Regions from separate parts of the Homo sapiens genome. Here region 1 is linked to region 2. A link is a loop called in an ENCODE intact Hi-C map of the cell type or tissue named here. Cell type or tissue: adrenal gland. All regions are shown on one strand. Region 1 overlaps XYLT1 (xylosyltransferase 1). Region 2 overlaps XYLT1 (xylosyltransferase 1).

What was found. Hi-C counts contacts between places; a loop is a spot of excess contacts. Peaks named below come from ENCODE experiments on the same cell type or tissue, not always from the same donor. Only the 100,000 strongest peaks of a DNase experiment are listed, where the experiment ranks them.
Region 1: it touches region 2 in a loop (2.6-fold over the local background); 14 of 110 quality-filtered maps call a loop at or near these places.

Annotation. Positions count from the first base shown.
Region 1 is chr16:17,393,952-17,401,951 of GRCh38, forward strand. The region is part of intron 1 of XYLT1 (xylosyltransferase 1); the gene reads right to left. Among named protein-coding and RNA genes, the nearest start is that of XYLT1, 73 kb to the right of the region's middle. In adrenal gland, no CTCF peak of the experiment used is centred here; a DNase peak (open chromatin) is centred at 3,607; H3K27ac peaks cover 3,207 bases.
Region 2 is chr16:17,451,900-17,459,899 of GRCh38, forward strand. All of the region lies in intron 1 of XYLT1 (xylosyltransferase 1), which reads right to left. LOC107987234 (a long non-coding RNA gene) reads right to left here. Exons shown (of 2, transcript XR_001752091.2): 2 at 573-8,000. Among named protein-coding and RNA genes, the nearest start is that of XYLT1, 15 kb to the right of the region's middle. In adrenal gland, no CTCF peak of the experiment used is centred here; no DNase peak of the experiment used is centred here; H3K27ac peaks cover 1,154 bases.

The DNA of each region.
Region 1 (8,000 bases), 58 kb before region 2:
TTTTTAGTAGAGACGGAGTTTCACCGTGTTAGCCAGGATGGTCTCGATCTCCTGACCTCATGATCCACCCACCTCGGCCTCCCAAAGTGCTGGCATTACAGGCATGAGCCACCACGCCCGGCCAATTGATTTTTTTTTAAATGTCAAATGAAGTAAATTCTCAGACCCAAGTAGTTCCAAATATATTTAATAACTGAATCAGGTATCAGGTTTTAAATTAATGAAAATGAAATAAAAGTAAAACTTCAATTTCTCACTGCTCTAGCCACATTTCCAGGGCTCCTGATATAGCCCCATGTGGCTGCTGGCCACCTCACTGGACGGTACAGGGGTGGCTCATGTCACCCACCACAGCAGCGATCACCGTTGCAGTTCACGGAGAACAGATTTCTACTCTGCCTTCATGGAGGTATCTTCTCCATGGGAGGCAGCGGTGGTCTCCACACGATCCACCAAGTCCAACCCTGCCAGCTTTTTCATTCTGCTCTCTCAGAGAAGCTGATATGGCCCAGTGATTCCAATAGGGAGCATCTGGGCAGAGTGCCCTGGAGGCAGCAGTCCATCCTCACTGACATACAGCACAACTTTACCCACTGTGCAAGAAGCACCTGAGCTTCCATGTCAGACCATGGAGGAGGACAGCATTTCTGGAGATAAATAAAGCCACCACGCTTAGAGAAAACAACAGAGGAGGGTGGGAAGAGCTCTGGCCCTGGAGCTAGACCGCCTGGGTTTGAATCCCAGCAGTGCTACTGACCAGCTATGTGACCTTGGGCACACAATTTAACTTCTCTATGACTCAGTTTACCTATAGGCAAAAGGTCAGCACCTACCCCTTAGAGGAGTTGAAAAGGACAAATGAAACAGAGTATATAAAGCATTTGTTGGGCTGGGCATGGTAGCTCATGCCTGTAATCTCAACACTTTGGGAGGCCAAGGCAGGAAGATCGCTTGAGGACAGGAGTTCAACACCAGCCTGAGCAAGAGAGTGAGATCCCTGCCCATCCCCCCTGTATTAGTCCATTTTCACACTGCTATCAAGAACTACCTGAGGCTGGGTAATTTATAAAGAAAAGAGGTTTAACTCACTCACAGTTCCACATGGGCTGGGGAGGCCTCAGGAAACTTACAATCGTGGCAGAAGAGGAAGAGGGGCAAGGCACATCTTATACGGCAGCAGGAGAGAATGAGAGTGAAGGGGGAACTGCCAAACACTTTTAAAGCATCAGATCTCATGAGAACTCACTCACTATCATGAGAACAGCATGGGGAAAACCTCCCCCCTCATCCAATCACCTCCCACCAAGTCCCTCCTTTGGCACATGGAGATTACAATTCGAGATGAGAGCTGGATGGGGACACAGAGCCAAATCATATCAACCCCCACCCACACCAATCTCTTAAATATTAAAAAATGGAAGGGTGGTGCATTCCTGTAGTCCCAGCTACTTGGGAGGCTGAGGCAGAAAGATTACTTGAGCCTAAGAATTCAAGGCTGCAGTGAGCCATGATCGCACCACTGCACTCCAGCCTGGGCAGCACAGCGAAACCTTATCTCTAAAAAAATAAAAATAATCACATAAAACAAAGCATATGTCACAAGTGCCTGGCACATCACAATGACTCCCTATAAATAATCATAATAATTATTCTTGCTCATTATAATACTTTGAGCTCTGCTCACAGAAGTACAGAACAACACAGGTGCCCCTGTTAAACTGAAGCCAAACTTCTAAAGCAGATCAATTACCAGGAGATCATTCACAATATAAAGGATTCTCATCGGGGACTCCTTTAAATACAGTGAAATCTGTGAAGGGCTTTTCAAATCGGAATCAATTTACCATATTGACATGGAATTCTTCAGGGACCCTTCGGGGAAGGACTCAGATGTAGTGTCCTCTCTGTCACTCTCATCTGTTGGTTGGTGAACAGCAGACTCTGTTCACCATTCCTACAATCAGCCAAGGGGGGCTGTGATGTTTCACAAGGCGCCACGGCAGAGAGATGAAAGTTGTTATGGGTGCTGTTGGATTTTAGGGCTGCTAAGAGAACCAGATGTTTAAAAGTAGCCCTGTGCAAGTCCAAGCCAGAGCTGCCAAATTCTCGACGCATGAAAAACAAAGGCGTCTGGCTTGGGAAAGTTTGTCCCAGGCAGACTCTCTGAGTCTATTTAGAAAGGGTTACAATGCAACGTTTGTATCTACACCCCTCCTGTACAGGTTTGCAAAACCGGAAATAATGCCTGTCACTCATGCAGTGACTCCTGGGCACAACCTTACAGCCAGTCCCTGTGCTGGGCATCAAGGAAATACAGAGATGACGTGAAATACCTGCTGGGTGAGCCATAGAAGCAAAGCGTTATTTGCTTCTGAGTCTGAAAGCTCAGCTGGGTGACCTTGGGCATGTTGCTTAACCTTTCTGTGATTCAGTCTTCTCATCTGTGAAATGGGGATAGCAGCAGGACCTTCCACACAAACTCACTGTGAGAAATGAGTAAAGATAAATGAAGGGGTTGGAACAGCTCCTGGCACACAGTAAGTGCTCAATAAATGTGTTTATTCTTAGTTGTGGTAGTAGACTGCTGATAAGGGGCTAAATTCAGGGTGTTAGGGTAGTACATAAAAAAGCTATCTAGGCTGGGCGCGGTGGCTCACGCCTATAATCCCAACACTTTGGGAGGCCGAGGCAGGCAGATCACTTGAGGTCAGGAGTTTGAGACCAGCCTGGCCAAACAGTGAAACCCTATCTCTACTACAAATACAAAAAATTAGCCGGGCGTGGTGGCAGGTACCTGTAATCCCAGCTACTCGGGAATCTGAGGCAGGAGAATGGCTTGAACCCAGGAGGTGCAGGTTGCAGTGAGCCAAGATCAGGCCACTGTACTCTGGCCTGGGCAGAGTGGGACTCCACCTCAGAAAAAAAAGTATCTAACTAGAGTATCAGGAAATGATTACCATCCCATACCATAGCCAGATTCAGCTCGTGGCCTATTTTCGCAAATAAAATTTTATTGGCACACAGCCACGTTCATTTGTTTACATGTTATCTCTGGCTGCTTTCCGGCTGCAGAGGCACAGTTCAGTAGTTGCCAAGGAGACTGAAGGGCCCTCAACATCTAAAATACCTCTTATCTGCTCCTTTAAGAAAAGGCTGGCCAACCTCTGATCCAATTCAATTCAGGAGGGATGTGATCAGGGAAGGCTTCCTGGAGGGTGACAACGTAAATTTTCCTTGGTTAATATTGACTCTTGCATTTCAGAGTTATTGAGGAGGATGCTTGGATCGGCAGGTTCGGGTAACAGAAAGGAAATAAGCATTGCCATCGACCTCTATCTGAATCAAATCCTACAGCAGGCATCACAGAACGGTGGCTCATGGGCCCAGAAACAGTCTGCAATCTAATTTGATATGAACCTGTGGTGCTTAAAAAACACCCGAGACAACATTGGATGGCTGGGATACATCATAATAAACCGCCTTTCCGGCTTCTATTAAAAACTCTGACGATCTGGCAACCCTGGGCCCACCCTTCCCATGGAGACCCCTTTTGCTGGGGTACCTGTTCTCCAGATCACCATGAGAACCTTTTCATTCCCCCCTTTACTCTATGTCTACAGCCTCTGCTCTGATGCTATCAAAGGCCTCTCACACATATTCTTGGTTCCCTGCCAACCCAGGCAGACAAGGCAAGCTGAGAAAACTAAAGTTCAGAGAGGTCAAGTGACTTTCCTAGGGATAGCCATCTGGTGAATGATAAAGCTGGACCGGAACCTGAGCCTTTGAGTCTAGCTCACTGTCCCTCTTCAGACATACAAACAGCGGAATGAGTCATTGCTACGATTTTACTAGGGCACTCCATAGTTTGAATAGCTCTTTTTTTTTTTTTTTTTTTTTGAGACAGTGTATTGCCCAGGCTGGAGTGCAGTGGTGCGATCTCGGCTCACTGCAACCTCTGCCTCCCGGGTTCAAGCGATTCTCCTGCCTCAGCCTCCTGAGTAGCTGGGATTACAGGCATGCACCACCATTCCCGGCTAATTTTTGTATTATTAGTAGAGACGGGGTTTCACCGTGTTGGTCAGGCTGGCTCAAACTGCTGATCTCGTGAACAGCTCTTTCACATATACGAGTCCAGATTGGAAAATGCAGACCTTGGATCCACGGAGGCCACGTAAATATTGAGTGGCATATGGTCACCAAAGGACTGACAAGGCAAGAGGCTAAAACTCCAGAAAGATAAGGACTAGAAGTGCATCTAGTCTATCTCAGGAGTCAGAGTGGGCAAATCTACTGAATCCAACAAGCACTGCTTAAGTGCCTGCTGGAATCAAGACAAAGAAAGAGGCCCAGCTCCCCATCTGGGGCTTAGAATGTCACAGGGAGGGTGTTACCTGTAAAGTAACAACGTAAGACCGACTGTGTTTCTGCAAGACTAAAGGGCAGAGACAGCTGAAACTTCGGTGGCCTACATGGCAGATTTAAGGACTTACTCAGGGCACAGGTGGAGACGTGGATTTAAGTGAGTATGAGTGATTTTTTTCGGGGAGTAGATGATGGGTGAACCATGGCCCTTGGATGATGTATTCGTTTCTTGCCAGCTGCCATAACAAAGCACCACTAAATGGCTTAAACAATCAAAATGTATTGCCTCCCATTTCTGGAGCCTAGAAATCTAAGATCAAGGTGTTGGTAGGGTTGGTTCCTTTTGAAGCCTGTGAGAAAGAATGTTCCATGCCCCTCTCCTGGCTTCTGGTGGTCTGCTGGGAATCTTGAATGTTCCTTCGCTTGTAGATACATCATGCCCCTCTCTGCCTTCGCCTTCACAAAGTGTCCTCCCTGTGTGCATGGCTATGTCCAAATGTCCCCGCCCCCCCCCACTGTTTTTTTGTTTTGTTTTGTTTTGTTTTGTTTTTGGCAGAGTCTTGCTCTGTCACCCAGGCTGGAGTGCAGTGGCTCGATCTCGGCTCATTGCAACCTCTACCTCCCAGGTTCAGGTGATTCTCCTGCCTCAGCCTCCTGAGTAGCTGGGATTACAGGTGCATGCCGCCACACCTGGCTAATTAAAATGCCCCCTTTTTATAAGGACACCAGTCATATTAGCTTAGGGACCCCCCCGCTTCTAGTATGACTGCATCTTTGCAAATTACATCTGCAATGACCGTCTTTCCAAACAAGGTCAACTTCCAATGTACTGGAAATCGGGACTTCAACATATGAATCTGGGGGCAGGAGAGGGGACATAATTCAACCCATAACAGATGACATCCTCAAAGTCACTGGGAAGCATGGCAACGGAGGCTGAGATGCTCAAGGCCATCCTCGAGGCTCCTCCCCACAAAGGGTAAAGACCTGGGTTCTCCCTGGCCTTTCTGGGCAGAATGAGAGTCCCCAGAGGTTCTGGTGCTGTTGGAAGGATCCTAAGCATCAAGGGAAGGGGTGTGGACAACTCCAGGCCTCCAGCACTGAGAGCAGGAGGGAAGCCCTGCTCCCTCCTCATTACACTGTGGAAAACAGAAAACTCAATTTATTTAAGAATAAACAGGCTTTAACCTGAAGTTCATTCTCCCGCTCCATGATGCTTTAGCATCTACATGCAACCGCAGCTGCCAGCATCATGCCCCGGTTGCACAGTCCGAAGGACCTATATTGGAAAAATAATGGCATTTTCTCAACAAATTATCTCACAGCTGAAGTAATAACTTGTTTAAAGATACGCCAATTCAGATTTTCATCCCCTTAACCTGCCACTAAAAGAAAAGCGGTGTCATCCCCATGGCAAAACAGGAGCAGTTTAATCACTTCTGCACCCCTGTCCTCCGGCCCTCGCCCCCAACTCCAGCCCCCACCACCACCCACAGCTGCACGTTTATTAATTTTAAGCCATTGACAGAGTCTCTTTGGAAACCATGTTTTTTTACTTCTCAGGTCAACATCCTCCAGCTCTGTTATAATAAAGTACACACTGCCAGAGATAAAGCAAATATTTCTTTGGGAAAGGAAAACAAAATAGAGTGGCTGTGTTTTCAACACAATCGCTAAGGATCCAGCCAGCGGACTTCTTCTCCAACAGCAGCCATCAGGCTAACTGGCCCTCACCAGGCTTCTCATTTATTTGGCAACAAGGAAATCACAGCTTCAAACTCTCTCCTGGCAACAGCAGCTTTCTCAGTCTTCGGCCAGGTAGACAGGAAGGACAGGGGCTGACAGTGAAAGGAATGCTGGGAGACACATCAAGCATTCAATCAACAAACAGTGGGTGCAGCTGACCCTGTGCCTGGCACTATGCTAGATTCTAGGTACCTCAGTGACTAACACAAATTATAGTACCTACTGTCCCCAAAGAACTTGCAGTTTAGGGGCTGGGCGCCATGGCTCACACCTGTAATCCCAGCACTTTGGGAGGCCAAGGTGGGCAGATTATTTGAGGTCAGGAGTTTGAGACCAGCTAGCCAACATGGTAAAACCCTGTCTCTACTAAAAATACAAAAATTAGCTGGGAGTGGTGGCACGCGCCTGTAATCCCAGCTACTTAGGAGGCTGAGGCATGAGAATCACTTGAACCTGGGAGGCGGAGGTTACAGTGAGCTGAGATCATGCCATCACACTCCAGCCTGGGTGACAGAAAGAGACTCCATCTCAAAAAAAAAGAAAGAGAGGGAGGGAGGGAGGGAGGAAGGGAGGAAGGAAGGAAGGAAGGAAGGAAGGAAGGAAGGAAGGAAGGAAGGAACTAACTAACTTGCAGTTTAGGAGGAGACACAGGCAATGAATCAACCCATCAACCTTCAAAGTCAGCTTGTAATGAAAGCCACGAGTGAAAGAAACAAGGTGTGGAGTTAGAGCGAGGAAGGCCAGCCGGAGGAGGGGACACCTGATCTGAAGTTTGAAGGACAAACGGGAATCAACCCTATATTGGGAAAGTAGTAACCCTATACTGGGAAGAGGAAAAAAGGGGAAGAAAAACAGAAGTAACAGCCAGGGGGATGACATAATCCAGCTCTCTCTCCTCTGTCTCTCTGTCTCACTCTCTCTTTCATACACACACACACACACACACACACACACACCTGTCTACAATCTATTCTTCAGAGTCAATTCTTTAACATTAGTGTTTGACAAAATGCAACTCTCCCTGGAATGAATTCCAATCAGCCCCAGCTCAGTGTGGATGAGTTTTTTCAGAGATCATGGCTGGAAAGCTTGCAAGGGAGATGATAGCACATAGGGACACTGGGCCCTTGGGCTGGAGGATGTTACAAAGGAAAAGGGACGAGGAAGCAAGGGAAACGGACTTCAGATCAATTTCCAAAACTTCCACCATTCTGCCTTGAGGTTGCTGGGAATGGAGCCACCCGGGGTGGGAGAGTCTTCCAGAAAAGCCAGACGGACTTCCTGCAAGTTCAATCTCTGCCTAAATTTATACAGAGAGATATACTTATGGGCACATATTTAGCATTTGCAAGCTGAAGTTGTGGAAATGGCACAAGAACTGGCCAGGGCAACTTTGAGCTTACCGATGTAACTATGTGTAGTGTTCTGCAACTGAGTTTTTTGAGGAAAGGGATGGCTTCTTCAACATCCTTTTCTATGTTCCCGGGCAGGTAATTTAACCTCTCTTTGTCTCTGTTCCTATATCTGTAAAATGGGAATAACATCATCCCCACCTCAAGGAGCTGGGAGGGGTAAATTTTAAAATGTATGCTAAGCACTCAGATAATGCCTGGCCTAGTTGTTCAATGAAGGGTTAGTGGCTATGGTTATTATTATTATTATTATTATTATTATATCAACTTCCACAACATTTAGGAGCACTAAACATTTATGGAATGTTTCTTGGCCAGTCAGCTCCTGCTTAAAAAATTATTACAGAAATAATTAGAAAATAAAATAAAAGCCATAGGCCCAAAGATATTTACAACATTATTTATTTAGAATATCAACAAAAATCTAAATGTTCAACAATTGAGCAATGGTGACATTAAATAAGGTGCATCAACGCAGTG
Region 2 (8,000 bases):
AGCTACTCTGCCATTCTTAACTATTCTTAAAAATGAGAGGAAATTGATCAGCAGAAAAAAGGTACATGAAGTGTGCTGTGTTTTGATGTGGGCAGGCTAAGTGATAACTTCCCCTAACCCGCCCATCCTAATAACATGAAACCAGTGGTGCCTCCTGCTACTGACAGGTTCCCTTACTCAATTGCTATAAGAGAAGCATTGAGCAAGCATTGAGAATTAAGGAACCTACAGCCTATTCATAGATTCTAACCCTAAGAGGAACGAAATTAGCACTTTGTATGGTTGGGTCATTAAAGGATCTCATGAATTAATACTATCGTGTTTGCATTCTGTTTTGTGAATTTCTGCCTTTATTTTTCTTAATGTCCCTTTCCTACTTTCTTTTGTTTGATTCTCAGTTTTTTTCTTTTTTTTTTTTTTTTTGTTAGTAACAGGGTCTCAGGCCTGGCACCATGGCTCACACCTATAATCCCAAAACTTTGAGAGGCCAAGGCAGGAGGGTGGCTTCAGACCAAGGAGTTCGAGACCATCCCAGCCTCAATTATTTTTTTAATGGACTTTTATTTTAATTATTTTACTCTTTCATATTTAATGTCAAAACCTAAAGTGCTTTTAAAATAGACTACCAGTTTTCCTCTGGGCACAGTTTTAACCTTATCTCAAGTTTTGATATGAAGTATTTTCATTTTCGCTAATCAATATATAATCTGAAATGTCAAATTTAATCTATTCATTGATCTAAGAATTACTTAGAAGAGTTTCGATTGTTTAAATTTCTATGCGATTGTCTTTTAGAGGCTAATTTTCAATATATCTTATTGTTTTATGAAGGAAGCCTGGAAGTTTTCTACTTTTGAAATCTATTAAGATTCTTTTTAGACCAAGTTAATTATCAGTTGTAATTAGCACGTTAGAACATCTAGAAAGTAGTCTTTAAAAAGAGAAGTTCTTCCCCTAGAATACACACACACACACATACACACACACACCTTTGTAAAGAGTTTCAATGAATACTTACAATTCTAGTCTTACCTTAACAAAAGTAAATATTCCAACAGAAAAAGACAACCTATTAAGCTAAAGGGAAAGGAGGCAAACTACCAGAATTTAAGGGTTAAGTTTCTCACATCTGGGAATTCCACTCTGGAATCATAACCACAATAGCATTGCAGCTTTGCAGCCCTATTTTAAAGACGAAAACTGAGGCTTCCAGATCCTGAGTCACATAGAAAGGATTTTAGCTGAGCCCAAGGGTTTCAAGTCCACAAATCCTTTCTGCACTAAATTCAAATTTCATTCCAAAAGTAATACTAAAACAGCAGCTGACCTTCTTCTCTTGTGCCATTCCTTAAGTTTGTTCATCGCACCAGGCAGAATCAGAAGACAGGCTCCTACAACAGCTAGGGCTTTACTCCTGGTAAAGTGGGTTGGCTTAGGAGAAGAACGGACAGGACTCTTTGACAAGCCCCAGAAAGAATATTAAGTCATTTTTCAGCCAGCACCAAGCAAACCTGAAAGATGGGTGGATCCTAGGGTATCCTAATTTTACTCTTCCAACCCTGTCAGTGCTAGTGTCCAAAAAGTGGAGCAGCAAATGGGAAGTGACTGGCATTCAGAAACTGACACAGGATCCTGCATTTCTAAACAATGCTGACAACGCACACTGAGGCAGCACCTCCGGGGAAGTCTCCGTGCTCCGATGCTGTGGCCATGTACAGCATATGCAGTCCCCAAAGGGATATTTCAGCACAGAGTTTCAATGTAAAATGACACACGCTACTGCAGGCTAGAGATCTTATTGGGGACACAGGGCTATATTCATCTGCTTCCCAGCAAGAAAACCAGAAAGCCAGAGATAAACAGAAGTCAATCAAAGCAGAAAGTGACATCTAGAAAAAAAACACCTAATTCTGCCAAACCTGTTTTGCTGAATAAAGATAAGAGCGCTGTGGACAATATGGCTTTGGTATAAGAAATTAAATGATGGCACCATTCCCAAAAGCAACTAAAGCAGTTGACATCGGGCTTGTTCCCAACAGCCTAGAAGGGACTAAGAATGGAAGAACAATGGACAATTAAGAAACTGTTTCTACGGACTCTGAATTTTGCAAGACTAATTATGAAAATAAGCCTTGTTACAGAGTTTCAGCATTTGAAAGTATTACTGTGCTTTACTTCCTACTCTGAAAGGTAAGACTTCCAAATTAAAATATAATTGTCAAATCAATTGGTAAAAAAAAAGTAGTTAAATTAATTCCGCTCCTAGGTATATACTCAACAGAAATGTTTGCATATGTTTGCCGAAAGAGATGTCCAAGAATGTTCACAGCAGCACTATTTATAATGGCCCCAAACTGGGAACTTCCCAAATGCCCATAAACAGAATGGATATGTAAATTGTGGTATATTCCACAATGAAATAATGCAAATGAACAATTACAACTCTGTGAACCAATATAGACATAGGGTTAGCAAACTTTTTGGTAACAGGCCAGATAGTAAATGTTTTAGGCTTAGGGCCCATACAGTCTTTGTTGCAACTACTCAATTGTGCTGTCATAGCACAAAAGCGGCCATAGCTGATATATAAATGAAATGGACATGGCTGTGTTCCAATAAAGCTTTATTTATGATCGCAATTTTTTTTTTTTTTTTGAGATACAGTGTTACTCTGTCATCCAGGCTGAAGTACAGTGGCACAATCTTGGCTCAGTGCAATCTCTGCCTCCCGGGTTCAAGTGATTCTCCTGCCTCAGCCACCTGAGTAGCTGGGATTACAGGCATCAACCACCACACCCAGCTATTTTTTTGTACCTTTTAGTAGAGATGGGGTTTCAACCATGTTGGTCAGGCTGGTAGCAAACTTCTGGCCCCAAGTGACCCACCCACCTCGGCCCCACAAAGTGCTGGGATTACAGGCATGAGCCACCATGCCCAGTCAATTTGTGGACACAAATTTGAATTTCATATAATTTTCACGCGTCACAAAATATCATTCTTTCCTCCCCCCCCCGCCCCCCCCCGCAACTATTTAAAAACATAAAATCCATCCTTAGCTCACAGGCCATATGAAAACAGGCAAAGGACCAGATTTGGCTTGTAAGCTGGGGTTCGCCAACCCTGGACAGAGATAAAACTCCCAGACGCAATGTTAACCAAAACAAACCAGGCACAAAAGAGTACAGACTGTATGATTCCATTTCTAAAAAGAGGCAAAAGTACCTGGTGGGGTTAGAAGTCACGATAGAGACCCTATCCTTGCAGGCATGGGGTCAGAGTGGACGTGGCCGGGATCCCGGGGGCTGGTGGGCTCTGAATTCGGGTGCTGGTTAGTTGGGCGTGATCCCTTTCTGGAGCTGTTTATTCATGATTTCTGCATTCTTTCTCATGCATGTTCTACTTCAAGAGAAGTTTAGCAAGTTTTTATAATAAAGTAGCTTACAATTCAATCAGCTTCAAAAACAGAAGTATAAAGAGAACGAGAGCAATCAAATTAAATTAGTTATGACTTCTTCATGATGGCCAGGTACCTGCCAATGCTAGAGTACTTAAGAATATTTAATAATAATGGCTGGGCACAGCAGCTCACACCTGTAATCCCAGCACTCTGGGAGGCCTAGGTGGGCGAATCACTTGAGGTCAGAAGTCCGAGACCAGCCTAGGCAACAGTGAGACTCCATCTCTAAATAAATAAATAAATAAATAAATAAATAAATAAATAAATAAAAGGTAGATTTAAATTGTTTTCCTCTATTATTGTGTTTACTTCCAGGGTGGAGTTTGTTTCATGGTTTAAGGGATGGTGCTACCATCAGAATCCGGCCAGGCTATTTTCTGCGGCGTCTGCGCATAAAGATGATGTTCACCCAATTACCAGCGACTCCTCGCATGGAAATCTACCATCAATACTATTAACATAAACAGCATCTGGCAAAATACATGGCCTTCAACCTACAGCAAAACCTGCGCTGGACTCTCACAAAGGAAAAAGGCCAGGTCTGGCTTCCATTTGATTTCCAGAGAATACGCAATTAATTATTTTTTCTCACCGTCAGCAGCTGAGTCTCAGTGAAATCCGTGCTTGTAATTATCGCTGTAATTATTATTTTAATACAAATCAGCAACTTATCAAAATATTACGTGTCAGGTGCTACCTCTCTGCTGCAAGACTATGGATGGAAGGTGGAGGCCGTCACCCCAGCTTCACTCTGTGCACACAGAGGATGGGAATCAGGGTGAGGGTACTTCTACCAGAGCCAGACTTTCAGCTTCCTAGATGTCCACGTCCACAGTCAGTTTCACACTCGACCTTTTTTTTACAGGCAATAAGTCACTCTGTACATTCTATGTGGTGGTTTGATCTTGGGCAATTCAGTTCACTCACTGCTAGGTCTCAGTGGTACCATCTTTGCAGCAGGCAAACAGTACAAACCTTTTTTTTTTTTTTTTTTTTTTGGAGACAGGATCTTGCTCGGTCACCCAGGCTGGAGTGCAGTGGTGCGATCACGGCTCACAGCAGCCTCAACCTCCCAGGGTCAAGTGATCCTCCCACCTCAGCCTCCCAAGTAGCTGGAACTACAGGCATGCTACCATGCCCAGCTGATTGATTGTTTTATGTTTTTGTAAAGACGAGGTCCCACTATGTTGCCCAGGCTGGTCTTGAACTCCTGGGCTCCAGCGATCTTCCCACCTAGGCCTCCCAAAGCGCTGGGATTACAGGCATGTGCCACCACGCCCGGCAACAGTACCAACTTTCTGGCAGTGTCCTTCTGAAGAAAACCTAATGGGAGTTGTTACATCTTTCTGTGCGGCACATGCATGGCATTTGACACACAGGCTCCTGAGTCACGCTGGCTGAGTTGAAATTCCAAGTCTTCTCTGTGACTGCAGGTGATTTCTTACCCTCTCTATGCCTCAATTTCCTCATCTGTAGATGGGAATACTATCAGCAGCCACATCATAAGGCTGATATAATGATTAAAATGATAATCTAGGAGACGCTGCTCAGTACAGCACAGTGCCTGCCACGTAGTGACATCTAATAGATAATAGCAATTATTATTATTATCATTCTGAAAGTTGCAAACTCAAACCCCAACAGCCATCTTGTGGGTAACACAGACAAGTAAAGTGACCTGGTGGGCCCGTGTACACGAGGCAGCCACATCCCCCCTCACTCAAATGGTTACCTCTGGGAATGAAGACCAGAATTTCGAATTTCTTAATAGGCACTCTAAATTTGATTTGGATTGGAAATCATTGATTTTGGCTACTAATTCAAGTTTTGATTTTTAAAATTTACCTTTTCTTTAAGAAAGGAGGAAGAGGACCCTATGCTGTCATTATTCCATCTGGAGCCCACACCTGACTCACAAAGCTCTAGGTTTCCTTCTGGCTTACGTATTTCCCATCGCTGCTTTCTAGCACCCACCTTCATTGGAGGGCTGTATCTGCCTGCTCACTCCAATAAACAGTCAGTTTCCTCCAAATGTTGCTGTTGTGCGTTTTTTGTTTGCTTTAATTCTAAAAGAAAGCCAAACAGCAGTCAGCCTCCAGGCCAAAGAAGAATGAATAACCTAACTTCTACCCATTTCTAAACCACCCAGTCTTTCACTGAACATCCTTCCTTAGGAGACGTTTAGCTTAACATCTCTCCCTGCTTTCTGTCTTTAACTCACCTTCTAAACAAGAGAAAATCAGACGTCACAATTTGAAAACTATCCCTCAATAGGGTTACAAGAAAAAGCAGGCAATAAGAGCATTTTACATCCACAACAGAATCATCTGCAATACTTGATGACAAGCAAACGGGGTTCTCAGTGTCTTTCATAACAGCTGCCCCTTTTGAGCTAGGATAAAAGAAAGTGCAAAAGAGAGACAATGAATAGGCTTTTATTTCAAAGAGAACATCTGCAAAGCATAGTCCTCCATTAAAAAATAAACAGAAAACAGCCACTAGTCTGGGGAAAAAAATAAGATTTCCCATTACATCTCTAATTAATAAAGCCCCATTTCAAAAGGAAAAAAGAAGAAGAAAAAAAAGAATAACTTTTTCACATCCCCAAAGAAAGGATGCTTAATGAGGTAACTGTTGTATTACTTGATCCATCTAGTCTGGTTTTAATACTATCCTTAAATAATGTATACATTAGCTTTCCATTACCAAAAACATTTGTTTATTTTATGAACGTGAGTCTGGTTGAGAGCTGAGACTCTGCAAAATTATCATGCCGTCCTTGGGCTCCCGGCTTTTATTGCTTCTCCCCTCGCTCATTATGAAATGATTAGTTGTCTCCGATGCCCTTTTGAATTGCTGCTAACGTTGTACTGCGGTTCTGTTACCCTGGTTCTGAATAGGAGAGTCTTGGTTCAGGGTTAAGTTAATGTAGTCATTACTGGCCCATTTGGGGACCCATTCATCATGCTAATTTCATGTCCAACACTTGGGGGAATAGAGTACAAATACTCAACGTGAAGCAAATGCACAGTGAATCCAAAAGACGCACATGAAATGTCCAGAACTCAGTCACAGAAGACAGGCATGGGGAGCTCTGGGGCCATTACTTTCCATAACTGTGGGAGCAATGCAGACATCAGAGAGGGCCTCCAATGGGGAATTCCTTTCCAAGGGACCCAGAGCACAGTTCCTCCTAACATCTAACTTTAATCCTTTCCACTTGAACTTCAGAACAAAACAGCACAGCTGTTTACCAGAGGAGCAAAGACTCTTCAAACTGGTTAAGTTGACATTGACCAAACCTTGGCCATCTCAGCACTTCCTTGATCGTCATTAACCAACCAAGCTGCAATCAGGATTTGAAATCCAGTTAGAGTTTGCTTATGTGTTTTCATTTTGTTAACCCACTTCTTCTTACTTAAATGCCACTTTACCTGCATGTTAAACGAGAAGAGTGTTGAAGCTGCCGTTTTGATTGGCTGGTTATATTTCTGTATTTTCCATAATATACATTTAAAGAAATATACAGCGATTAATAATTTCTTTAAATATTCACCCAAGAAGAAGAGAGTGCATCTGGGATGTTGTCAGTGCTATGATTCCTGGTCTAGGATACTCGGATGTGTTCAGTTTGTGAGAATTCATCAAGTTGTATATTTAGAGTAATGTTTGTATCATATGGTTTTGTTGGGAAAAAAGCAACTAAAAGAACGCAGGCAATATTTAAGAAGTGAGCCAGACGTGGTGGCTCACGCCTGTAATCCCAGCAGTTTGGGAGGCTGAGGTGGGAGGATCACTTGATCCCAGGAGTTCCAGACCAGCCTGGGCAACATAGCAAAACCCCACCTCTTCAAAAAATACAAAAATTAGCCGGGCATGGTGGCACGCACCTGTAGTCCCACCTACTCAGGGGGCTGAGGTGGGAGGACTGCTTGAGCCTGCGAGGTCAAGGTTGCAGTGAGCTGAGATCAAACCACTGCATTCTAGCCGGGGTGACGTAAGGAGTCCCTGTCTCAATAAATTAACAAATAAATTTAAGAAGTGAATAAATGTTGTACAGATACGAATAGTAACTTTTTATAAAGAGTTTTTACAGAATATCTGCCCTTGTAGCACCTCCAACCACTGGTGCATCACGATTGGTGTCTATACCATATTTTGGATTCCTGGGGCTCGTTTAGGACTACTATGGCAAAAGGCATGATCCAAAATAAATCCTTACCCCTGAATAAGTAAAATAAATCCACCCATCCAAAACAAATGCTTATCCACAGCTCTTTCTTTTCGTTCAGCTCCCTAATGGTTTCCTTCGCTGCATTTGTAACAATCTGATTTTTTGCAATGTTCTTGTTTGTTTTTATTGGGAGGTCATCCTGCCCCCAAACCATAAAGAGCATGAGGGCAGGGTCACATCTGTCTTTCCCCCTGCTGTGCATAAGGCCTGGCACACAGCAGACCCCAACCAGTATCTGATGAATGAATGGATGAGTAGGTGGGAAATTTCCAGTGGATTTCACTCATTCATTCTCTCCCTGTCCCCCAC